Linked DNA regions of Homo sapiens: regions 1 and 2 are each linked to region 3. The links are chromatin loops, found by intact Hi-C in ENCODE. Cell type or tissue: HCT116. All regions are shown on one strand. Each heading gives the region's core, and the rest is flanking DNA. Links, peaks and the distances in the headings are about the cores only.

Evidence for each region. Peaks named below come from ENCODE experiments on the same cell type or tissue, not always from the same donor. Only the 100,000 strongest peaks of a DNase experiment are listed, where the experiment ranks them.
Region 1: it touches region 3 in a loop (5-fold over the local background); 2 of 110 quality-filtered maps call a loop at or near these places.
Region 2: a loop joins it to region 3, with 2.5 times the contacts of the local background. A loop is called at or near these places in 5 of 110 quality-filtered maps.

What each region holds. Positions count from the first base shown.
Region 1 is chr5:76,596,990-76,605,336 of GRCh38, forward strand. It overlaps IQGAP2 (IQ motif containing GTPase activating protein 2), which reads left to right. Exons shown (of 36, transcript NM_006633.5): 10 at 450-613; 11 at 3,823-3,983. Among named protein-coding and RNA genes, the nearest start is that of F2RL2, 22 kb to the right of the region's middle. In HCT116, for the core only: CTCF peaks have their summits at 4,667 (motif pointing right) and 5,534; a DNase peak (open chromatin) is centred at 4,682.
Region 2 is chr5:76,785,999-76,794,345 of GRCh38, forward strand. No RefSeq gene overlaps it. Among named protein-coding and RNA genes, the nearest start is that of F2RL1, 29 kb to the right of the region's middle. In HCT116, for the core only: no CTCF peak of the experiment used is centred there; DNase peaks (open chromatin) are centred at 4,463 and 4,823; H3K4me3 peaks cover 1,328 bases; H3K27ac peaks cover 2,384 bases.
Region 3 is chr5:76,832,510-76,840,856 of GRCh38, forward strand. It overlaps F2RL1 (F2R like trypsin receptor 1), which reads left to right. Exons shown (of 2, transcript NM_005242.6): 2 at 181-2,806. The coding sequence ends at 1,292. It also overlaps the pseudogene RN7SL208P. Among named protein-coding and RNA genes, the nearest start is that of S100Z, 13 kb to the right of the region's middle. In HCT116, for the core only: a CTCF peak has its summit at 3,875; DNase peaks (open chromatin) are centred at 4,292, 5,002, 6,142 and 6,552; H3K4me3 peaks cover 2,949 bases; H3K27ac peaks cover 5,432 bases.

The DNA.
Region 1 (8,347 bases), core at 162-8,161, 240 kb before region 3:
TGAAGTCTCCTTGGGGAGACAGTACTAATGCACAAGGAGCACAGGGAACATGCCTGCTGGAACTACATGGCCCAGCTTTAAATAACTATGGTGTTCACATGATGAGAAATCCTTAAGGACTGGAGCAATCTGAAGGCTTCAGGGAAGAAATGAGACCAGAGCTGGTCCTATAAGGAAGGATTTTGGAAGGAAGTCATGCTACTCAGGAATGATCTCATACCCTAAGCTCCATCAATGCTAAGGTTCTTGTAGGCACTAATTCCAAAGATTGGATTAGTTTGAATTACTGAGATAACATTTTCAAAGCCTTACCTACCCTCTGCCTGCAGCTTTTCAGAGTTCATGAAAAGTAACTGCTTAGGTTCAAATCCTTGGGAAGAAGGGCTGGTTGGGTGAGACTGCAGTGGAAAGAGCAACCATTCTGACAAAACATGAACCCCCATCCTCAGGGCAGGCTGCAGTGGACCATATCAATGCTGTCATTCCGGAAGGTGACCCCGAGAATACGCTGCTTGCACTGAAGAAACCAGAGGCCCAGCTGCCTGCTGTTTATCCCTTTGCTGCTGCCATGTATCAGAACGAACTTTTCAACCTCCAGAAACAGAACACCATGGTAAGTCAGAGGAGACCCCAGCTGTGGGGACGGTAACCCTGCGTGCCATGGCGCACTAGGGAAGCCTAGTTAGGAAAGGGGAATAGGGATCGGGGATCTCTAATTTGTACCAGTCCTGGTCTCACTGGCCCACCTGTACCAATTCCAAGGCCTTCTTCCTTGTTAATTCTTGCTTTTAGTCTACATAAAGAATCTAAGAGCATAGTTAGGAAATTCCAGCAGTGGTCTATACATATACCTGTGAAAATAGGTTGTTCTTATTTTCTGTGTGATATTTGAAGACACCTTGGATAAATTTTAGCTATACCGATGTGGTATTTTTTTTACAATATATAATGTTTTTATGTAGAAAATAAGCTCAATCTGCAATTTTAGAAACTGCAAATAAGACCATTAGCACCATGGCTTTGATTTTTGTGAACTTGTGCACCTTAATATGACAACAGCATTCAACAATAATTTCATACAAGGTTACAGTAATTAAGAACATGTTTACTAACACTCTTGTAAGCCAAACAATGAAACAAAATGAAAACTACTGAAAGCAGAACCAAGAATTCAGCATATAACAAGGCTCGTATTTCAAGAAGGTGGGGAAACAACTATTTAATAAATGATATCCTTGCAAGTGTTTAAGCTTTGTTAAGAAAACATTAACTCACTACACATATATCAAAATAAATTTTCAACATAAAATGTTAAATATAAAAAATAATTTAACAAATTAAAGTTCTAAGGAAAAACACAGGACAGTCATTGGATCTTTAAAGTCACAATCAGCACTTATCCACACACAATAAAGAGAGGCCAAAAACATGAGCAGGCAATTCATAAAACAAGAACTATACAAATGACAAACAAAAAAAAAGTTTAAACTCAATCAGAAGTAAAAAATATATAAATTAAAACACAGTACACTTATGATTTAAAATTAGATTGGTAAAGATTAGAAAGATTTAACCCAGCGTAGGGATAGATATGGGGCCCAAACATCTCCTACACAGCTGCTGGGAGTATGAATTATACAGATTTTCTGCAGGGTGGTCTTAGTAATACAGATCAAAAGCCCATGATGCTGACAGTTACGTTCTAGAAAATAAGCCTGAAGGATATGAACCAAATAGCTTTGGCCACAGAGATGTTTCACAGCATTGTTTAGAATACTGAAAACCAGGAAACAAATGTTTAATTAATAACAGATTGCCTATAAATTAATAACATTTATGGTGCTTGTACATGTGAGAAATATGTGCAACCAGTAAAAATGATAATGTAAAGAATGACTGGAAAAGATATCCATACTAATATTAAGTGGGAAAAATAAGATTAAGATATATAGCATTATCTTGTTTTTTGCAAAAAGAAAGTGAAGTCAGTTATAAAGACAAAACCTCTGCAAATGTATATATGAATTTAAAATACATAAAAGGATATACACAAAAGAGCTTGAGTGGTAGCATTTGTTTTCTTATTCTTGCTTACTAAGACTTCTGTATTGGCTGAGTGTGGTAGTTCCTGTCTGTAATCTTAGCACTTTGGGAGGCTGAGACAGGAGGATCACTTGAGGCCAGGAGTTCAAGACCAACCTGGGCAACATAGGCCTCATCTTTACAAAAATAATAATAATAATTAAAAAGACTCCCTATGTTTCCTAAATAGAAATATAGTATTTGTAATAAAAGAAAAATAGCTTATTTTCTTAATTTCATTCAGGTTCTCTCATTAATATTTTCTTCCACTTCTCTGGCTCTGAAGCTCAAGGCTACTTATGCTTGAGGACACTCATTCATCCTCAACTGGCCATAGTTAACCTGTGGCTGTCCAACCTCATTTCTTCTTCCTCTCTCCTTATCCTTTTTGCTGTAAACCAATTTAGGTATCCACGGACAGGTCACTGAAAGAGATAGAGGAGGTGAATTATAAACGATTCCATTCTGCTCTTATAATTTGATACTTTGTATGTTAAACTTGTATTTAATGTAATATATTTAAATAAAATTTACTTACATGCTCTCGATGGTAACCCCTTCTTCCCATTTGCTTTGAAAGATTAAACTATCCCTTTTTATTCTGAAATCAGTTTGCTGCGAGACTTCTGTGGAGATCCAGAAAGATATAATAATGCATTTTAAGATGAACATTATGTTATATATTAAATACCTGTAATATCCTAAATGTAAAATATGTATCAGCTTTTCCTTAGTGGTTCTTTTTCATGCTCCTGCTCCTTATGTCCCTTCAATATGATGAAAAAAATATTCCTTTTGAAGTTGGGCCAAGATAATATAAAATGGTTAAATGGAAGAAGATATTAAAGGGGAAGGGTGTTCTGAAATCTAAGACGTATTTTTTTGGATAAGCTAAATCCAGATTTTAAATCATATAAACCTGGAGATCTGGCCAGGTGTGGTGATTCATGCCTGTAATCCCAGCACTTTGGGAGGCTGAGGCAGAAGAATCGCTTGAACCTGGGAGGCGGAGGCTGCAGTGAGCCTAGATCGTGCCATTGCACCCCAGCCTGGGCAACAAGAGCCAAACTCCATCTCAAAAAATAATAATAATAAAAATAAAGCAAACCAAACCAAACAAAAAAACCTGGAGAGCTTTACTTGCTTTACCAAAAGATCACCTCAGATTTCTTCAAATATCTTGACCTGGTAGTGTATTTTAAAATTTCTATTTTAAAATTTATGAAAATGTCACTTTAACTTTTTTTGAATTAAATCAGTAGTCTTGGTTTGAAGACCTTGCTTTGTGCTTCAGATTATAACTTTTCAGTGAAATTCTCCCAACCTTCCCTTAACCCTTAATTCAAACTGGAAATCGTTAGCTGTGCTAAAATGTTACCTGGCACTCTCAGTCAGTGACAATGTTATCTAGTCCTTGGCTTAATTATATGGCTGGACTGAGCCTTTAAGCAACCAGTATAGCTAGGAGTAGGGATCAGCAATGGGAATGCAGATATTTGTGGAATCGTAACTTTTCATTGTAATCAACCCAGTCCCAAAAAATGATCATCTAATGAAAGCCCAGGAGCCATATACCTGTTCTTAAAGCCAGTGGAAAGCAGGTGGCCACGACTCCTCTTTCTGCTGAGCTATCAAGTTCTTTGACTTTTTGTTGTTTGTTGAAATGTGCATTGTAAACCTCCATCATGCACATGAGGTGTGTTGTGTGGGGAGCTTATGTTGCCATATGTTTTCCAACAGAACTACTTGGCCCACGAGGAGCTTTTGATTGCTGTGGAAATGTTGTCTGCTGTTGCTTTACTAAACCAGGCCTTGGAAAGCAACGATCTTGTGTCTGTGCAGAATCAACTCAGAAGCCCCGCAATAGGCTTAAACAATCTGGACAAGGCATATGTGGAACGGTAAGGAACATTTTCCAAACCTTCTTTCAATGCAGAAATGCATGTTTGGCAGATCTTAAAAGTGAGGAATTTGCCTGTTGGTGGAGAAATCCATATACCATGCTCATGTTTCTTGAAAACTAGTCTGTTTTAAGAGTCCTTCTAATTAGTATCCTTGTTTACAGTATTCCTTCTGGGGAACAAGAAGAATCAGAAAGTGATCATCCTGTGGCAATTAATAAATGACTTTGTCGTTGGCAAAGATTATTTGATAGGCTGAAAATAAAGGAACTATTGGAAACATACCTTTCCTTGGGCGTCTTTTGGAAACCGCAGAATGTAGAAGAGTTGGAAGCAACTTTAATAATCATCCAGTCCAATTCTTTTATGTCACTGATGCAGAAACAGAATCCGGGTTATGGACCTAAAATTGGGCAGTTGGGCCCCAAACTCCACTCTTCTGATTATTAAGCCAAAGAAATCCTGAGACCACAGTGGGTCATGGCAGTGGGTAACAACATCCATTTATCTTTCATTTCATGTTTCTGAAGTGTGCTACCAGATAGTACAACTGATAGCATTGTTATAAAACACTATAGCGGATCTTGAGAGAAAATCAAATGGCCAGAATTGGGAGCCAGATGAGAGAGTCGCTGAGATAAAAGCCCCAGTTAAAATGAGTGAATCTTGGATTCTTGTAACCACCAGGGGGAGATGTCTGCACAGATCTTGACAAAAGCTCTTTTCAGCTACTGATTTTGGAACGGCTCTAATAGGCAGGTTGGCTAATTCTCTTGGGTCATGTACAGTTGCCAAGGAAAAACCAGAGATTTCTTAGGTTAAACAAATGGTATTTGACCACTTGTCTATGTAGTGAATGGCCAAAAGGTAATGGAAGGATGGTGGGTTTTCCTTGTTTTTAGTCTTTTTGGAGAAACTAATTCTCTTGTTCTACTTAAATTTGGCCATCTGGTTCATATGACTCCTTAGAGTGTGTTTCCAAGGTAATTTATATCTACCACCACTGTTTCTGTTACTTGTTAATGGCACCATTCTCTCCTGTAAGCTTAGAAACCTGAAGCCCAATTTGAGTTTCCCTCTGCCCTCAGCCGGGCACCCTCGTGCTCTAAAGAGCCTGCTGTCAGTAGCCAGTCTATGTGCCTTATACCTCTGCAAGATGTTTCCATTTCCCTGCAACCACCCTCACTTAGACTTCTCACTTTTGCTTCTGTAGTAACCCCTAAATTGGTCATCCTACTTCTTTTCTCTCCCCATTCATTAATCATTCCTACCTAACCAGGCTTTGCCATACTTTCTCAGTGCTAGAGTAGAAGACAGACCCGGTCAATCCCTTATGAAGCTTACAGGCTAATGGGGCATCTTGGTGAGATAACTGTCAAGACTATTCCACATATTTAGCATCCCTGGCAACTGTCCTCCACATGACATTAGCCCCTGACTCACCCATTCTGATTATCAAAAATGCCTGCTTCTTCATTTACAAATACCCTTAAAGAAGTGGTCCCATTCTATTTGAAAACCATATTCATACCTGTAGTTTCCAGCTGGGACCTACAGATGGAGCCTCACAGTTCGAGTGTTCTGTGTGAAGAACTTTTAAAATGTTTTGATTTTTTTTTTTTAATTTAAATACATTCTGGATCTGGAAGACCCAGTACTGACATGGGATTTAAGGGCCCACTTGGGTTCTTGTATTGACACTTGTATTGGCCCCAAATGATCTTCTACAGCCTTGGCATTTTACTTCCAAAGTCAGCATCTTAACTTGGGATCTTGGAATCCCAGTTTTGCAGATTATCAAGTTTGAGAAACACGGCTCTGTCCAGGGCCTCTCCCCATAGAGTGCAGGTTCTTCATAGCACAAGTGTGCTGTGCATGGCCACCTTGACAAATTCATGCAAAGTCTCTCCCTGTTCACCGTGGCTTCTACTCTTGGGGCTGTGTTTGCCCAGAGAGATTCTTTTGTCTAATTCTCACAAAAGTATTGTATGGGTTAACATTAGCCTTGGGCATACACTGTTCCCAGATTAACTGTTCTAAAATGTAACCCTATTCATAATTCTGTTTGATTGTTCCTTGTTCACATCCGAATTAAGAACAGACTTCTCATTCTAAGCATGTTGCTCTGACCTTACCTCCAGCTCCATCCCTACTCGTATTTTGTGCTTTAGCCAAGTCCAAGTGTACTTTCTGGTCTCTGTGTTCCTATGCGTGGTCCTCTCACCATCAGGAACTTGGTGCCTTTACCCAGCTCAGCTAAACACAGTATTGGAGCTTCTGAGCCCTGCCTACCATACATTATGTTCTGTGAGGTATATCCGTGCTTCTCCCCACCCTAGCATCTGATGTTATCTCTCCTGGGAGGTAGCATGATGTGGTTAAAGGAGCATATGCCTTGGAACCAAAAATATCTGAGATTGACCCTCCCTAACTAAGCCTTTTTCCTTCATCTATAAAGCACAAAAACAAAAGAAACAAAAGCCCCACTCTGCATTTGCAGAACTGTTTTGAGGATTTAGTGTTTGGTTCAGTGCCTGTCCCAGGGAGGGTGCTCCACCAATAAGGGTTTCCTTCCACTTCTTGCTTTGAACCCCATTATATCTACTCTTATGGACTCTTTAATGGTCCTTCCTGTGCTCTGCTTTTATACCTTTTTGGAATTTTTGTCGTCTTACCCACTGGTCTGAAAGCATAAAGGCTGCACCTTTTTCCTCCTAATATTCCTGTAGTGCCTGCCATGTTTTACATGTAGTAAGTGCTCACAAACATCTGCTGAACTAAATTGGATTACTGATCTTCTCAGAGCTTCCCAGGGCTCTTAGATTAGTAGACTCCTTACTAGTCTGTCCATAGATGAGGTGAAGAGAACTGAGAGGAGTGAGAGGAGAGGACATTGACCTGTTTGGGGAAACTACGGAATATTTCCCAAAGTTGGTAACTTCAGTACTGGAGAGAAATACTCAATTGGAAAAGCCTGTGGAGTTCTCTTGTGTTACTTTAAAAAAAATTTTTTTTTATTATTATACTTTAAGTTCTGGGATACATGTGCAGAACATGCAGGTTTGTTACATAGGTATACAAGTGCCATGGTGGTTTGCTGCACCCATCAACCCACCATCTAGATTAGGTATTTCTCCTAATGCTATTCCTCCCCTAGTTCCCCACCCCCTGACATGCCTCGGTGTATGTTGTTGTTCCCCTCCCTGTGACCACATGTTCTCATTGTTCAACTCCTACTTATGAGTGGGAACATGTGTTGTTTGGTTTCTGTTCCTGTTAGTTTGCTGAGAATGATGGTTTCCAGCTTCATCCATGTCCCTGCAAAGGACATGAACTCATCCTTTTTTTTTATGGCTGCATAGTATTCCATGGTGTATATGTGCCACATTTTCTTTATCCAGTCTATCATTGATGGACATTTGGGTTGGTTCCAAGTCTTTGCTATTGTGAACAGTGCCGCATAAACATACAGGTACATGTGCCTTTATAGTAGAATGATTTATAATCATATAATGGGATTACTGGGTCAAATGGTGTTACTTTTAAAATCTTTTCCTTTATAGCTTGTTTTTGTTCATTTCTAAAGAAATGATGGGTAGTTGTATTTCTTTCTGTGTTTATTTTTTACTTTCTCATTTCACTCCTGTTGGGTCAGCATTTAGACGTTAAGTGTATGGGATGCCCATAAGGACTTTGCGCTTTTGGAATGGTCTCCATCTGTGAGGGACACTAACCAGTGCAAGTTACCGATAATCCAAATCGTTATTGTGGTCAGTATTATTTATTATACATTACTAGTGTATTTCACATCTGCACTTGGCGAGGCCTCATTCAGCTACAGAAAATAAATTGTTACCACCATTTCCTATTTTTGAATGTTTTTCTCTCAAGCTACTCTCTATGGAAGACACCGCATGTCACCTTGAAGCATGCAGAATTTTGAAAAAGTTTGTCACAACCAAGAAAACAGTTTTAGACTTCATATAATGTTTCTTCTTTTAACCTCTGCCATTACTAGATCCCTAGAGACTATTCAGAATTCAAACTGCAGAGTGACTCATTATGTACACAGAAGATTGTTCTTCATTGCCCTGGTGCAAAGACATAAAAGCACACTAAACTATCTAGTTTTATTAATTTTCGCTGGAATAGTTCATGTTAGCCTATGGTTGTAACATTGGTTCTGTGAAAATTGGAAAGTGGGAAAATTGATAATTGAGAAGTAAAAGTTTCTTAATATATCAGTATGAGTAAGTTTTTCCCTGAAATTTCCCCAGGCAGAAAAAAAGTAATTGGAGTGGTTGACTAAACTGTATCTTCCAGAGGGCTATGCACAGTGAGAAGGGTCATTGGTCATAAACAAT
Region 2 (8,347 bases), core at 272-8,271, 46 kb before region 3:
TTTTTTTTGAGACAGAGTCTCGCTCTGTCGCCAGGCTGCAGTGCAGTGGCACAGTCTCAGCTCACTGCAACCTCTGCCTCCTGGGTTCAAGCGATTCTCCTGCCTCAGCCTTCCGAGTAGCTGGGATTACAGGTGCCCACCACCAAGCCTGGCTAGTTTTTGTATTTTTAGTAAAGACACGGTTTTGTCATGTTGACTAGGTTGGTCTCGAACTCCTGACCTCAGGTGATCCACCTGCCTCAGCCTCCCAAAGTGCTGGGATTACAGGCATGAGCCATCGCACCTGGCCTGAGAAACTTGTTAAAAACACAGATTTCTTGGGGCAAAGATTCAGCAGGTGACCGGTGGATCCGAAGAATCTTCATTTTAACCAGCTTCCCTTGCCTTTCCATCTGCCATAAAAGTCTGGATTTTAGCCGGGTGTGGTGGCTCACGCCTATAATCCCAGCACTTTGGGAGGCCGAAGCAGGCGGATCACCTGAGGTCAGGAGTTCGAGACCAGCCTGGCCAACGTGGTGAAACTCCGTCTCTACTAAAAATACAAAAATTAGCCGGGCATGGTGGCGGGTGCCTGTAATCCCAGCTACTCGGGAGGCTGAGGCAGGAGAATCGCTTGAACCTAGGAGGCGGAGGTTGCAGTGAGCCAAGATCGCGCCATTGCACTCCAGCCTGGGCAACAAGAGCGAAACTTCATCTCAAAAAAAAAAAAAAAAAAAAAAAAAAAAGGCCGGGTGCAGTGGCTCACGCCTGTAATCCCAGCACTTTGGGAGGCCGAGGCGGTTGGATCACGAGGTCAGGAGATCGAGACAATCCTGGCTAACACGATGAAACCCCGTCTCTACTAAAAATACAAAAAATTAGCCGGGCGTGGTGGTTGGTGCCTGTAGTCCCAGCTACTTGGGAGGCTGAGGCAGGAGAATGGCATGAACCCAGGAGGCAGAGCTTGCAGTGAGCCAAGATCGCACCACTGCACTCTAGCCTGGGCAACAGAGTGAGACTCCGTCTCAAAAGAAAAAAAAAAAGTCTGGATTTTATCTGTGCATTTTATGTGTCAACTTGACTGGACCACGGGATGCTCAGATATTTGGTTAAACATTATTCTGAGTGTAACGCTGAGGGTGTTTCTGGATGAAATGAACATTTCTATAGGTTGACTGAGTTAAGCAAATTGCCCTCCCCCATGTCTGTGGGCCTCATTCAATCGTTGAAGGCCTGAATACAACAAAAAGGCTGAATATAACAACATTTGTTCTCTCTGGCTGACTGTTTTTGCGCTGGGAACATTAGGCTTCTGCCTTTGGGCTTGGACTTGGACTGGAATTTACATCATTTGTTCCCCTGGGTCTCCAGCTTGGCAACTGCAGATCTTGGGATTTCTCAACCTCCATAACTACATGAGCCAATTCATTTGTATATGTGTATATATTGGCTCAGGACAGCACACCTGACAACTCTGGTTCCCAGCTGCAGGGGGAGGCTACCCAAGTATCTGGCAGATCTCCAACTATGCATGCACAGGGTAGACTCCAAGCAGTTCAGATAAGGCTAAAATAACAGAGGCTTCAGCTGTTCACTCACCACGGGGGAGGCAAAATTCAGAATTTGAGTTCAGCCAAGTTAACTGCCTACTAAACTAAAAATTTGGGATAAGCCAGGTGCAGTGGCTCACACCTGTAATCTCAGCACTTTGGGAGGTCGAGACAGGCAGATGACTTGAGCCGAGGAGTTCAAGACCAGCCTAGGCAACATGACAAAACCTCATCTCTACAAAAAAAATAAGAATTAGCGGGGCATAGTGGTGTGTGCCTATAGTCTCAGCTACTTGGGAGGCTGAGGTGGGAGGATCACTTGAGCCCAAGAGGCAGAGATTTCAGTGAGCCGAGATCATGCCCCTGCACTCCAGCCTGGGCAACAGAGTGAGTCCCTGCCTCCAAATAATAATAATAGGTCTGGCCCAGTAGCTCACGCCTGTAATCACAGCACTTTGGGATGCCTTAGAGGGCAGATCACCTGAGGTCGGGAGTTCAAGACCAGCCTGACCAACATGGAGAAATCCCATCTCTACCAAAAATACAAAATTAGCCAAACTTGGTGGCACATGCCTGTAATCCCAGCTACTCGGGAGGCTGAGGCAGAAGAATCATTTGAACCTGGGAGGCGGAGGTTGCAGTGAGCCAAGATCGCACCATTGTACTCCAGCCTGGGCAACAAGAGCGAAACTCCATCTCAAAATAAATAAATACGTAAAATAATAATAATAATAAATAATTTGGAATGTCCTGGCTGGGTACTCAGCAGGTCACTGAATATGCAGATATGTGGGAGAACAAGGGTAGGGGAGTGAGCAGGAACCTGGGGAGACCAAAAAGCAGAGAAAGAACTCGGACAGGTCTTGCCACTGCAACAGTCAGAGTAGGAGGCAAGTGCCACTGCCACAGCCGCCAGACACGGGCCCTTGCTGCTCCTGGACTCTTGACCCTGCCACCCTGGAAACAATCTGTCATTCTCCTGACATGCAGGTACTAATGCCCTCAAAAGTCAAAAATCCTGGGTAGGAATGTCTGATTGGTGTAGCCGGTATCATATGCCAGTGCCCCAACTACCAAGGAGAAGGGGAAAAGAATGTCTGTGCGTCCTTCGGCTGCCAGAGTAGGGTACCTCCTGCAAGCTCATATTTCCCCAGGAAGCAGGAAGCAGGAAGCAGGAGCCCATGCCAGGAGGGCCACTCTATTGCCAAAAGGAAATCACAGCCAAAAAAAAAACAAAACACTCTTTTTTTTTTTTTTTTTGAGAAGGAGTCTCTCTCTGTCACCCAGGCTGGAGTGCAGGGGTGCGATCTCGGCCACTCTTTTTTTTTTTTTTTTGAGAAGGAGTCTCTCTCTGTCACCCAGGCTGGAGTGCAGTGGTGCAATCTCGGCTCACTGCAAGCTCTGCCTCAGGGGTTCGTGCCATTCTCCTGCCTCAGCCTCCCGAGTAGCTGGGACTACAGGCGCCCGCCACCACACCCGGCTAAGTTTTTTTGTATTTTTAGTAGAGATGGTGTTTCACTGTGTTAGCCAGGATGGTCTCGATCTCCTGACCTCATGATCCACCCGCCTCGGCCTCCCAAAGTGCTGGGATTACAGGCATGAGCCACAGCGCTTGGCCTTTTTTTAGACAGAGTCTAGTTCTGTCACCCAGGCTGGTGTGTGTCATGTGCATCCATGTGAAGAGACCACCAAACAGGCTTTGTGTGAGCAATAAAGCTTTTTAATCACCTGGGTGCAGGTGGGCTGAGTCCGAAAAGAGAGTCAGCAAAGGGAGTTAGCAGTGGGGCAGTTTTATAGGATTTGAGTAGGTAGTGGAAAATTACAGTCAAAGGGGGTTGTTCTCTTGCTGGCAGGGGCGGGGGTCACAAGGTGCTCGGTGGGGAGCTCTGGAGACTTATTGTCCAGGAAAAGGAATGTCACAAGGTAATGTCATCAGTCAAGGCGGGAACCGGCCATTTTCACTTCTTTTGTGATTCTTCAGTTGCTTCAGGCCATCTGGATGTATACTTGCAGGCTTGGGCTCAGAAGCCTGACAGTGTGCAGTGGCACAATCTCAGCTCACTGCAACCTCCGCCTCCTGGGTTCAAGCAATTCTCCTGCCTCAGCTTCCCGAGTAGCTGGGACTACAGGCGCACGCCGTCACATCTGGCTATTTTTTTGTCTTTTAGTAGAGATGAGGTTTCACTGGGTTGCCCAGGTTGGTCTCGGACACCTGAGCTCAGGAAATCCACCCTCCTGGGCCTCCCAAAGCGCTAGGATTACAAAAAAATCCTCTTTGACTATCCTCTATTTCCTTTCTTTTGCTCTTTCTTCCCTTATCTTCCTCACCAACTTTTTAATCTACATACAAAATATTCTGTGCATTGTGGAGAGCAGGGAATTGAAAGTGTGGTTGGCTGAATAATGGTCATCCAGAGATAGCAGTCCCTAATCCCTAGCACTTGTAAATGTTGCTGTATAAGGAAAAACGGGCTTTGTGTATGTGACTAATTTAAGGATCTTGCCATGGGGAGATTATCCTGGATTATCTGGGTGGACCATCACAAGTGTCCTTGCACAAGCCAGGCAAAGGGAGATTAGACGCACAGCAAGAGAGGAGGCAACGTGGCCACCAAGGCAGAAATTAGAATAATACGGCCACATGTCAAGGAGAGCCAGCAGCCACCAGGAGCCGGAAGGGACAAGAAGCAGATTCTCCCTAGAGCCTTCCAAAGGCCCACAGCCCTGCTGACAGCTCGCTTCCACCAGTGATACAGATTTCAGACTTCTGGCTTCCAGAACAGTGAGAGAATATATTTCTGTTGTTTTAAACTATCTAGTTTATGGTAATTTGTTACTGCAGTCACAGGAAACAAATACGCAATATGAAGAAGATGTGAAAATATTATACCTTTAAAACAAGGCAGAAAGAAGGAAGCAAGGATGCTGAGCTCATGAGTGCAATGTTAGTCACCTAGCACACAAAGGAGTGAAAGCCAGATAAAATAATCCAGAAAACCATGTGTCTTTCGAAAATAAATCTAGGATTAGAATAGGACAGACTGAGTAACACAGGGAAAAGTAATAACTCTGTTGATCCATCTAAACCAGATATATAATCTCCTGACAAATAGAGCAGGAGGTATGAATAGGAGGACATTTTAGTTGTTTAACTGGTGAAATGTTAGGGGGTGGAAGGGGGAAAGAGTGGCACAGGCTAAATCGGCTAGATGACTCAGAAAATGAATTTGTTTTCAGATAATTGCTTCCTAACGTAGCAATGATGCAGCTCTTAGTCATTCCAATAGCAAACAGCCATTCTGATAGCAATTCCACAGAGACAGCAAACCAGCTAGAACAAAAGACTGCTCCACCCACAACAAGGACTCTGGTGGGAAAAAGTTCCTAGTGAATGAATCCAACATAATTGACTCTGAGCTGCTCTTGTGTCAAAGACAGGCTATGAGAAACTGGCATGGATGGGAACAGCTTCAGACATTGGCTTCCTGTTGTGTCTTCTTGCTGCTGTGAAATGAGGCTCTAAGATAAACAGAGCAGAGGCACATCTGGAGAGGAAGGTTACCAGAAGGGTGATGTCACTAGCAGCAAATCAGAACCCCATCTTTCAGCCTAGCAGGGATTTGAAGGATTTGTATCATAGTATGCAAGGGGCTTCCAGCACTGCATGGCCTCTATCTTTAATCAAAGTCAGAAGCCTACAGGCAGGAGTGGGCTGAGCTTCTCATGTGTGCTCACATCGTGCTGGTGAGCCACTGAAGGCCTGATAGGAGGAGAGTAAGACTCAAAAACTCTGCTTAAAATCCAGATGTGTAAATGAGACGTACTCTATTAAAGAGGACAAGAATCAAACATAGGAAAACTATTATACCACTAAGATGACACAAGGCCCAAGCTGAAGTGCTTAGAAGTTTGTGGATATGAATTAACATATTTTTTTTCTTGAGTTAGCATGTGATTCCTACTCTTTGAGAAAGGTGGCTTTAGCCATGAGCTTGTACTGTTGGTGGGACTTGCTGTTTAATCAGTCAACAAATCACCAATGGGCACAGCTGTGTGCTAAACGCCAACAGGAATATAAAAGCACAGCATCCCTGATCTTAAAGGGTTTTTGCAGTTCTGCTGGGAAAATTAAACAAGCAGGAAACATCAGCATTCCAATGCAGTAAAAGCATATTGTGTACTCTTGCCTGTTGCTGCTACAGGAGTTTATTAATTCATCCACTCAACTAATAGTTATTGAATGTCTGCTTGGTGCCAAGCATGCTTCTGGGATACAGCAGTGAACAAACCAACACCAAATCTCTGCCTCATAGAGCTTACATAGGGTTGGGGAAGGTCAGACGCATTGGAGATATCTACTAGACACCAAGGTGGAGATCAGATTGATGAGGGTGGAGCTCAGGGAAGAGATCTGGACCAGAATTCAGAACTCAGAAGATGTAAACACCAGAGTGGGCTGGAGATGCTTCAGGGAGCAGGGAAGACTTGAATGGGGCCCGTTTCACAACAGCAACAAAAGCCTCTTTCACCAGTTCTCTAGGCCAAGGCCCAAGCCCTCCTGGTTTATCTACTGCCTCTTTTCCCCACTTCTCCTTATCAGTTTCCTCTTTCCGGCCCATTTTCTTCATTCCCATCTGTCTTCTTCCCTTCCCCGTCTGCTTCCTTCATCTCTTCCTTGGATGGTTCCCTTCCTGCTTCCTTGATTCTATTCTCACCCCACTATGTTCCATAATGAATAAGAAAAATCAATTAAGCAAAAAATTATTCTGACCAAAGATGATAGGAAAGGAAAGAATTCTTAGAGGATCACCCCTTGAGAGAGAATTCAGTCTGTGTTAATTCTTTCAATCTGAGTAAAGTCTTCCAGGCTCCTGAGCTTGCCTTTCTGTGTGATATTGTTACAGGAAAGGGGTCCCGATCCAGACCCCAAGAGGGGGTTCTTGGAGTTTGCGCAAGAAAGAATTCAGATTGAGTCCATAGAGTAAAGTGAAAGCAAGTTTATTAGGAAAGTAAAGGAAAAAAGAATGGCTACTCCATAGACAGAGCAGCCCCGAGGGCTGCTGGTTGCCAATTTTTATGTTTTTTTTCTTCTTATCTTTTTTTTTTTTTTTTTTTTTAAGATGGAGTTTCACTCTTGTTGCCCAGGCTAGAGTGCAATGGCCCGGTCTCGGCTCACTGCAACCTCCGCGTCCCGAGTTCAAGCATTTCTCCTGCCTCAGCCTCCCAAGTAGCTGGGATTACAAGCGCCCATCACCATGCCCAGCTAATATTTGTATTTTTTTTAGTAGAGATGGGGTTTCACTATGTTGGCCAGGCTGGTCTTGAACTCCCGACCTCAGGTGATCTGCCTGTCTCGACCTCCCAAAGTGCTGAGATTACAGGTGTGAGCCACTGTAACTGGACTGGTTATTTCTTGATGATATGCTAAACAAGGGGTGGATTATTCATGCCTCTCCTTTTTAGACCATGTAGGGTAACTTCCTGATGTTGGCATGGCATTTGTAAGCTGTCACAGCACTGGTGGGAGCATAGCAGTGAGGATGACCAGAGGTCACTCTCGTGGCCATCTTGATTTTTGGTGGGTTTTGGCTTCTTTTTTTTTTTTTTTTTTTTTTTTTTGAGATGTTGTTTCACTCTTGTTGCCCAGGCTGGAGTGCAATGGTGTGATCCCGGCTCACTACAACCTCCGCCTCCCAGGTTCAAGCGATTCTCCTGCCTCAGCCTCCCGAGTAGCTGGGAATACAGGCATGTGCCACCACGCCCGGCTAATTTTGTATTTTTAGTAGAGACAGAGTTTCTCCATGTTGGCCAGGCTGCTCTCGAACTCCCAGCCTCAGGTAATCTGCTCTCCTTGGCCTCCCAAAGTGCTGGGATTACAGGCATGAGCCACCGCGCCTGGCTGGTTTCGGCTTCTTTACTGCAACCTGTTTTATCAGCAAGGTCTTTATGACCTGTATCTTGTGCCGACCTCATATCTCATCCTGTGACTTAGAATGCCTTAACCATCTGGGAATGCAGCCCAGTTTTCAGCCTCATTTTACCCAGCCCCTATTCAAGATGGAGTTGCTCTGGTTTAACTGCCTCTGACAATATTATCAGATCCTAAAACACAATCTTAGAAATAGCTGCTCTTTCAAAACACTAGACATATATTCAAAGCCATAGAAATGTGAATGCTGACTTCATTGTTAACTGTGCAGAGAGAGGGAAATGAGAGAAAATACATGTAAATTAGCATACTTGTGTTTTCAAAGTTGTTTTTATTTTTTATTTTTTTTGAGACGGAGTCTCACTCTGTCACCCAGGCTGGAGTGCAGTGGCACGATCTTGGCTCACTGCAACCTCCGCCTCCGGGATTCAAGCGATTCTCCTCTCTCAGCCTCCCAAGTAGCTGGGACTACAGGTGCTTGCCACCATGCCCAGCTAATTTTTTGTATTTTTAATAGAGATGGGTTTTCACCATGTTAGCCAGGATGGTCTTGATCTCCTGACCTTGTGATCTGCCTGCCTCGGCCTCCCAAAGTGCTGGGATTACAAGTGTGAGCCACCATTCAAAGTTGTTTTAACAATCTTATAAATTCCTTTTTTTTTTTTTTTTTTTGAGACAGAGTCTCACTCTGTTGGCCAGGCTGGAGTGCAGTGGTACAACCACGACTCACTGCAGCCTCAACTTCCTGGGTTCAAGTGATCCTCCCACCTCAGCCTGCCAAGTAGCTGGGATTAATTTTTTCTATTTTTTGTAGAGATGGGGGTCTCACTATGTTGATTGGGCTGGTCCCAAACTCCTGGGCTCAAGCAATCCTCCTACCTTGGCCTCC
Region 3 (8,347 bases), core at 240-8,239:
CCAAAAGTTTGAGGCTGCGGTGCATTATGATCGCTCCACTACGCTCCAGCCTGGGTGACAGCGAGACCCTGTCTCATAAATTAAAAAATGAATAAATGAATGTACTTTCATTTGAACAAACCAGTGTTACTGCTGAAACATTTATTTCTGTAATGACCCTTGTCTTCCTTTCTTGTACAGGAACCAGTAGATCCTCTAAAGGAAGAAGCCTTATTGGTAAGGTTGATGGCACATCCCACGTCACTGGAAAAGGAGTTACAGTTGAAACAGTCTTTTCTGTGGATGAGTTTTCTGCATCTGTCCTCACTGGAAAACTGACCACTGTCTTCCTTCCAATTGTCTACACAATTGTGTTTGTGGTGGGTTTGCCAAGTAACGGCATGGCCCTGTGGGTCTTTCTTTTCCGAACTAAGAAGAAGCACCCTGCTGTGATTTACATGGCCAATCTGGCCTTGGCTGACCTCCTCTCTGTCATCTGGTTCCCCTTGAAGATTGCCTATCACATACATGGCAACAACTGGATTTATGGGGAAGCTCTTTGTAATGTGCTTATTGGCTTTTTCTATGGCAACATGTACTGTTCCATTCTCTTCATGACCTGCCTCAGTGTGCAGAGGTATTGGGTCATCGTGAACCCCATGGGGCACTCCAGGAAGAAGGCAAACATTGCCATTGGCATCTCCCTGGCAATATGGCTGCTGATTCTGCTGGTCACCATTCCTTTGTATGTCGTGAAGCAGACCATCTTCATTCCTGCCCTGAACATCACGACCTGTCATGATGTTTTGCCTGAGCAGCTCTTGGTGGGAGACATGTTCAATTACTTCCTCTCTCTGGCCATTGGGGTCTTTCTGTTCCCAGCCTTCCTCACAGCCTCTGCCTATGTGCTGATGATCAGAATGCTGCGATCTTCTGCCATGGATGAAAACTCAGAGAAGAAAAGGAAGAGGGCCATCAAACTCATTGTCACTGTCCTGGCCATGTACCTGATCTGCTTCACTCCTAGTAACCTTCTGCTTGTGGTGCATTATTTTCTGATTAAGAGCCAGGGCCAGAGCCATGTCTATGCCCTGTACATTGTAGCCCTCTGCCTCTCTACCCTTAACAGCTGCATCGACCCCTTTGTCTATTACTTTGTTTCACATGATTTCAGGGATCATGCAAAGAACGCTCTCCTTTGCCGAAGTGTCCGCACTGTAAAGCAGATGCAAGTATCCCTCACCTCAAAGAAACACTCCAGGAAATCCAGCTCTTACTCTTCAAGTTCAACCACTGTTAAGACCTCCTATTGAGTTTTCCAGGTCCTCAGATGGGAATTGCACAGTAGGATGTGGAACCTGTTTAATGTTATGAGGACGTGTCTGTTATTTCCTAATCAAAAAGGTCTCACCACATACCATGTGGATGCAGCACCTCTCAGGATTGCTAGGAGCTCCCCTGTTTGCATGAGAAAAGTAGTCCCCCAAATTAACATCAGTGTCTGTTTCAGAATCTCTCTACTCAGATGACCCCAGAAACTGAACCAACAGAAGCAGACTTTTCAGAAGATGGTGAAGACAGAAACCCAGTAACTTGCAAAAAGTAGACTTGGTGTGAAGACTCACTTCTCAGCTGAAATTATATATATACACATATATATATTTTACATCTGGGATCATGATAGACTTGTTAGGGCTTCAAGGCCCTCAGAGATGATCAGTCCAACTGAACGACCTTACAAATGAGGAAACCAAGATAAATGAGCTGCCAGAATCAGGTTTCCAATCAACAGCAGTGAGTTGGGATTGGACAGTAGAATTTCAATGTCCAGTGAGTGAGGTTCTTGTACCACTTCATCAAAATCATGGATCTTGGCTGGGTGCGGTGCCTCATGCCTGTAATCCTAGCACTTTGGGAGGCTGAGGCAGGCAATCACTTGAGGTCAGGAGTTCGAGACCAGCCTGGCCATCATGGCGAAACCTCATCTCTACTAAAAATACAAAAGTTAACCAGGTGTGTGGTGCACGTTTGTAATCCCAGTTACTCAGGAGGCTGAGGCACAAGAATTGAGTATCACTTTAACTCAGGAGGCAGAGGTTGCAGTGAGCCGAGATTGCACCACTGCACTCCAGCTTGGGTGATAAAATAAAATAAAATAGTCGTGAATCTTGTTCAAAATGCAGATTCCTCAGATTCAATAATGAGAGCTCAGACTGGGAACAGGGCCCAGGAATCTGTGTGGTACAAACCTGCATGGTGTTTATGCACACAGAGATTTGAGAACCATTGTTCTGAATGCTGCTTCCATTTGACAAAGTGCCGTGATAATTTTTGAAAAGAGAAGCAAACAATGGTGTCTCTTTTATGTTCAGCTTATAATGAAATCTGTTTGTTGACTTATTAGGACTTTGAATTATTTCTTTATTAACCCTCTGAGTTTTTGTATGTATTATTATTAAAGAAAAATGCAATCAGGATTTTAAACATGTAAATACAAATTTTGTATAACTTTTGATGACTTCAGTGAAATTTTCAGGTAGTCTGAGTAATAGATTGTTTTGCCACTTAGAATAGCATTTGCCACTTAGTATTTTAAAAAATAATTGTTGGAGTATTTATTGTCAGTTTTGTTCACTTGTTATCTAATACAAAATTATAAAGCCTTCAGAGGGTTTGGACCACATCTCTTTGGAAAATAGTTTGCAACATATTTAAGAGATACTTGATGCCAAAATGACTTTATACAACGATTGTATTTGTGACTTTTAAAAATAATTATTTTATTGTGTAATTGATTTATAAATAACAAAATTTTTTTTACAACTTATTTCTGAGTTGTGCGTTTGTTTTGAGGGAAGGAGTGAGAGAAGGCAGGCAACAGCTTCACCCCTCTAAAAGTGGACACTCACACCAAACTCTGTGACAACGGTTTTTCATTTAAAAATGTTTCAGAGGCCGGGCACAGTGGCACACGTGTGTAATCCCAGCACTTTGGGAGGCCAAGGTGGGTGGATCACCCGAGGTCAGGAGTTCAAGACCAGCCTGGCCAACATGGCAAGAGCCTGTCTCTATTAAAAATACGAAAATTAGCTGGGCGTGGTGGCAGACGCCTGTAATCCCAGCTACTCGGGAGGCTGAGGCAGGAGAATCGCGTGAACCCGGGAGGTGGAGGTTACGGTGAGCCGAGATTGCGCCATTGCACTCCAGCCTGGGCAACAGGAGCGAAACTCCGTCTCAAAAAAAAAAAAAAAGTTTTAGAATTCTTTCTATACCTGCATCTGTAGGTTGACCGCTTTTCAAGGATACAGGCTATTTAACATTTTGGGTATATTGTGATGTATTTAATTAATTCCCTACCAACGGCTCCTTAGGTTGTCATCCCCCCACCCTTCTTTTTTTGACTTTTAAAACAGTGCTGCACCCAGAAGTCCAGAGTCGCTGACAGGTCCTCTGTTATCTAGGTGTTCTCTTCAAGATTCCATTTGGTCATGCAGCCTTGGAGAAATAGGAATGGGATGGAACTTGCCGTGTTTATATTTAATCTCTTACCTTATATGCGTAGTGTTTCTTTTGAGTTGCGCATAAATATTCCATTTTTGTTTTCTACAAAAAAAAAAAAAAGTGCTGTATCAAATATCTGTATACAGACATCTGTGAGCATATTTTTTGAGGATAAGTTTCTAGAAGTAGAATGGCCAGCTCAAAAGTTAGATGCTCATTTTAGGTTTTGATAAGTCTTGCCAAATTGTCTTCAGTAATGTATATTTCTACCAAAATGGTATATTTGCACCTGTTTCCTGAAATGCTCATCCACATTCCATGCTATCAATCTTTGGTTTCCCAATCTTATTGTTGTTTTACTGAAGAAGCAGCACAGCCTGGTGGCTAAGAGTGCAGGTCCTGGGCTGTGCTGAATTCTGACTCCATCACTGCTTACATTAGGGATGTTTTTATTACCTCAAGAAGTAAGAAAAAAAATGCGACTCATTTGTCAAATGGGGATAGTAGTATCTCAGTTTCCTCACTTGTAAAATTAGGATAATAGTATCTTCCTCATAAAGTTATGAGAATAAAATTATTTGGCACGTTTATGTGGTCACAAATATTAAATAATATTATTATTATGCTCTGTGGACAAGACCTGTTTTCTGCTCTGCCCCCTTTCACTTCAGTGTCACTGCTTTCTTTGCCTGTTCTGCTTTGAGTCTGATTGCAGGCCTGTGAAGTTGTCCCCGTTTGTCAGGTGAGAAATGAGAAAATGGTGGGAACAGGATAAAAGGGAGCAGGAACAAATGGCTCACAGAGCCCCGAAGGCCATCTGTAGCTGACCTCCACCTCAGTGGAGAACATTTTTTTGGTGTTTGTCATTTCTTGGTTTTTTTTTTTTTTTTTTTTTTTTCTGGTGGGGGGTGGACAGGGTGTCGGTCTATTACCCAGGCTGGAGTGCAGTGGCTATTTCCACGTGTGATTCCACTACTGATCACTATGGGAGTTTTTCCTGCTGCATTTCCCTCCTGGGCTGGTTCACCCCTTCTTAGGCAACCTGGTGGTCCCCTTCTCCTTGGAGGTTACCATATTAATGCTGAACTTAGTGCAGACAATGATCAGCATAGCCCACTACAGCCTCACACTCCTGGATTCAAGTCATCCTCCTGCTTCAGCCTCCGTATTAGCTCGGGCCTACAGGAACATGCCAACACTCCTGGCTATAGTCTTTTTTTTTCTTTTTGTAACTATGCAAATCTCTTTTTTGTGGCTATACTTTAAGAATAAATGTGTATGAATGTGTGTACATACATATATACTTTAACTTCTAAATCAGTTTATATAAATTGTCCTCATAATTTTTTTAACTCATTCACTGTTTCTCATTAATTTATTTTTATTTTTTTTTTGGTAGAGACAGGGTCTTGCTATGTTACCCAGGCTGGTCTCAAACTGTTGAACTCCAGAGATCCTCCCTCCTCAGCCTCTCAAAATGCTGTGATTACAGGCATGAGTCACTGTGCCCTGCCTGTTTCTCATTATTTTTAATGACCAGGTAGTATTTCATGTATGAATGACCCAACATTTAGTCAGAAGTACCTATTAAAGAACAGATATTTTTCTTGGTTTATTTTCACCAAGCCTTTGAATCTACATTAAAAAGTACAAAAGAACCAGGCGCGGTGGCTCACGCCTGTAATCCCAGCACTTTGGGAGGCCGAGGCGGGCGGATCACGAGGTCAGGAGACTGAGACCATCTTGGCTAACATGGTGAAACCCTGTCTCTACTAAAAATACAAAAAATTAGCTGGGCGTGGTGGCGGGCGCCTGTAGTTCCAGCTACTTGGGAGGCTGAGGCAGGAGAATGGCATGAACCTGGGAAGTGGAGCTTGCAGTGAGCCAAGATCGGGACACTGCACTCCAGCCTGTGCGATAGAGCAAGACTCTGTCTCAAAAAAAAAAAAAAAAACTAAACAAAAAAGTATAAAAGAAATGATTTGAGAAATTAAAATTATTTGCTAAAGCAAAAGCTTATTTTTTTTTTGAGATGGAGTCTCGCTCTGTCATCCAGGCTGGAAGTGCAGTGGTGTGATCTCAGCTCATCGCAACCTCTGCCTTCCAGGTTCAAGTGATTCTCCTGCCTCAGCCTCCTGAGTAGCTGGGATTACAGGCGCCCGCCACCATGCCTGGCTAATTTTTTGTATTTTTAGTAGAGACGGGGTTTCACCAGGTTGGCCAGGCTGGTCTCGATCTCCTAACCTCAGGTGATCCACCCACCTTGGCCTCCCAAAGTACTGGGATTACAGGTGAGAGCCACCGCGCCTGGCCCAGCAAAAGCTTTTCAAATCGTTTTGTTCTGCCTTTGAAAAGTGGCTTAGAAAACCCCCTGGTCTATCTGAATTAGGCTCCTGATTGGAAGCATGAGGAACTCTGGCCCTAGCGGAGTAGTACCTTGGATGTGGTTGTCTTTGCTCTTGTGTTATATGTCATACTGTGGTCTAATTTCTCTAAACTGAGTCCTAAAATGTCTGAAAATGTAAATACTTTGAACTCCACAGGCTTATGTACTAACAGTGAGGCCTCTTAATTTGAAAGTGAACGAAGATTTGCAGTCCTGATGCTCAGGACAAAGGCCAGTGCTAAACTGACTCGGCTGGAGTTGTTTTATGGGCTTTTTCCTAACGTGTCACCTCAGTGGTTTGCAGCAGGAGTTTCAAACCTGTAATTAATTTCCTGGTTATCAAGGTTTCATAAACTTTAGGGCTATAATCTCATCAGTATGCATAGTTTAGTGATTACAACTTTGTTCCTGAAACATTAACCCTTTGGAGGCCCCTGAGAGGACTATAATTTATTGCAGAATCAAAGGTAGTACTTGCTGTCCTCCGGATCTTGATTAAAATGATAAGTTTTTGCTTGGGTGTTTAGATGTCTTCTCAAAAAGAAGTTTCTGATGTGGCCAGTCCTTTCCTGACCCCCAGTTCTGAAGACAAAAACCAAGCCCTTAGTGATCAGGGATCTAGCCCTACATTTTATTCAAGCCTTGGAACTTCACTGAGATGATTGTCCCACTTAAATGTCAACAATTAGAGTGACTCAGACCAACCTTGGAATGCCTCTCTGGAGGGACAGTTTGAAATATTCCGTGATTTGAGTATGAACTGCTCTTGCCTCTACCAGTGGGTCAATCTATGGACTGTTTCCCAGCCTTTGTCTTTATTGGTGAGAAATTAAGCCTGACCAGAGTTACAGACAACCTCCGGTAAAAACCACAGCCCAAGCCTGCGGGCCCATCAAGAACCCAGCAGCAGTGTGAGTGGTTCAATCCTTCATCCTGTGAAAGGAAAATAAATCCTGTGGCCCCAAAATCACTAAGCTAATGGGAAAAGTCAAGCTGGGAACCGCTTAGGGCAAACCTGCCTCTCCTATTCAAAGTTACCCCTCTGCTCACTGAGACAAATGCATATCTGGGCCGGGTGCGGTGGCTCATACCTGTAATCCCAGCATTTTGGCAGGCCGAGGTGGGCGGATCACGAGGTCAAGAGATCGAGACCATCCTGGTCAGGAGTTCGAGACCAGCCTGGCCAACAAGGTGAAACTCCGTCTCTACTAAAAATACAAAAAAAATTAGCCGGGCATGCTGCTGGGTGCCTGTAGTCCCAGCTACTTGGGAGGCTGAGGCAGGAACATCGCTTGAACCCAGGAGGCGGAAGTTGCAGTGAGCTGAGATTGCGCCACTGTACTCCAGCCTGGGTGACAGAGCAAGACTCCATCTCAAAAAAAAAAAAAAAAAAAAAAAAGCATATCTGATTGCCTCCTTTCTAGAGGCTAATCAGAAACTCGAAAGAATGCAACTGTTTGTCTCTCATCTACCTATGACCTGGAAGCCCCCTCCCCGCTTCAAGTTGTCCTGCCTTTCCAGACCGAACCAATGTTCATCTTACATACGTTGATTGATGTCTCATGTGTCTCTAAAATGTGTAAAACCAAACTGCTCTGAGCACTGTGAACCCTAAACATTTGAGACAGTTCTCAGTTAATTTAGAAAGTTTATTTTGCCAAGGTTGACGCATGCCTGTGACACTGCCTCAGGAAATTCTGACGACATGTGCCCAAGGTGATCAGGGCACAGCTTGGTTTTACACATTTTAGGGAGACATGAAACATCAATATATGTAAAATGTACATTGGTTTGGTCTGGAAAGGCGGGATAACTTGAAGCAAAGACCAGAAAAGCAGGGAAGGGACTTCCAGGTCACAGATAGGTGAGAGACAAACTCTCTTGCATTCTTTTGAGTTTCTTCCTTTCCAAAGAAGGCAATCAGATATGCATTTATCTCAGTGAGTGGAGGTTGACTTTGAATAGAACGGGAGGCAGGTTCGCCCTGTGCAGTTTCCAGTTTGACTTTTAACTTTTAGCGCAGTGATTTTGGGGGCCCAAGATATTTTCCTTTCACACCACCTTGGGCACATGTCGTCAGGACCTCCAGAGGCTGTGTCACGGGCATGTGTCCTCAACCTTAGCAAAATAAACTTTCTAAATTAACTGAGACCTGTCTCAAATATTCAGGGTTCACAATTCCACAAACATTCATTGCAACATTACTGCATTATTAAATGCAAATAATTAAATTAGGATTTCCACCTTAACAGCTATCCAGTTGAGGGGTTGATGTTCTCTCAGTGGAATACATCAATATTTAAAAAAAAAACACAAACCCCAGAAACCTAACCCTCCAGTATATGGGCTTCTCAAAAGCCTTTAAAGCATAGCTTATTCCAGAGCTAGATCCTGAGACAGGCAGAAAGTCAAAGTAAATGTGAAGGACAAGAAGTTTCCAGAAGGGCCACTACTATGGCTTACCCCCCTAACCACTGCTTT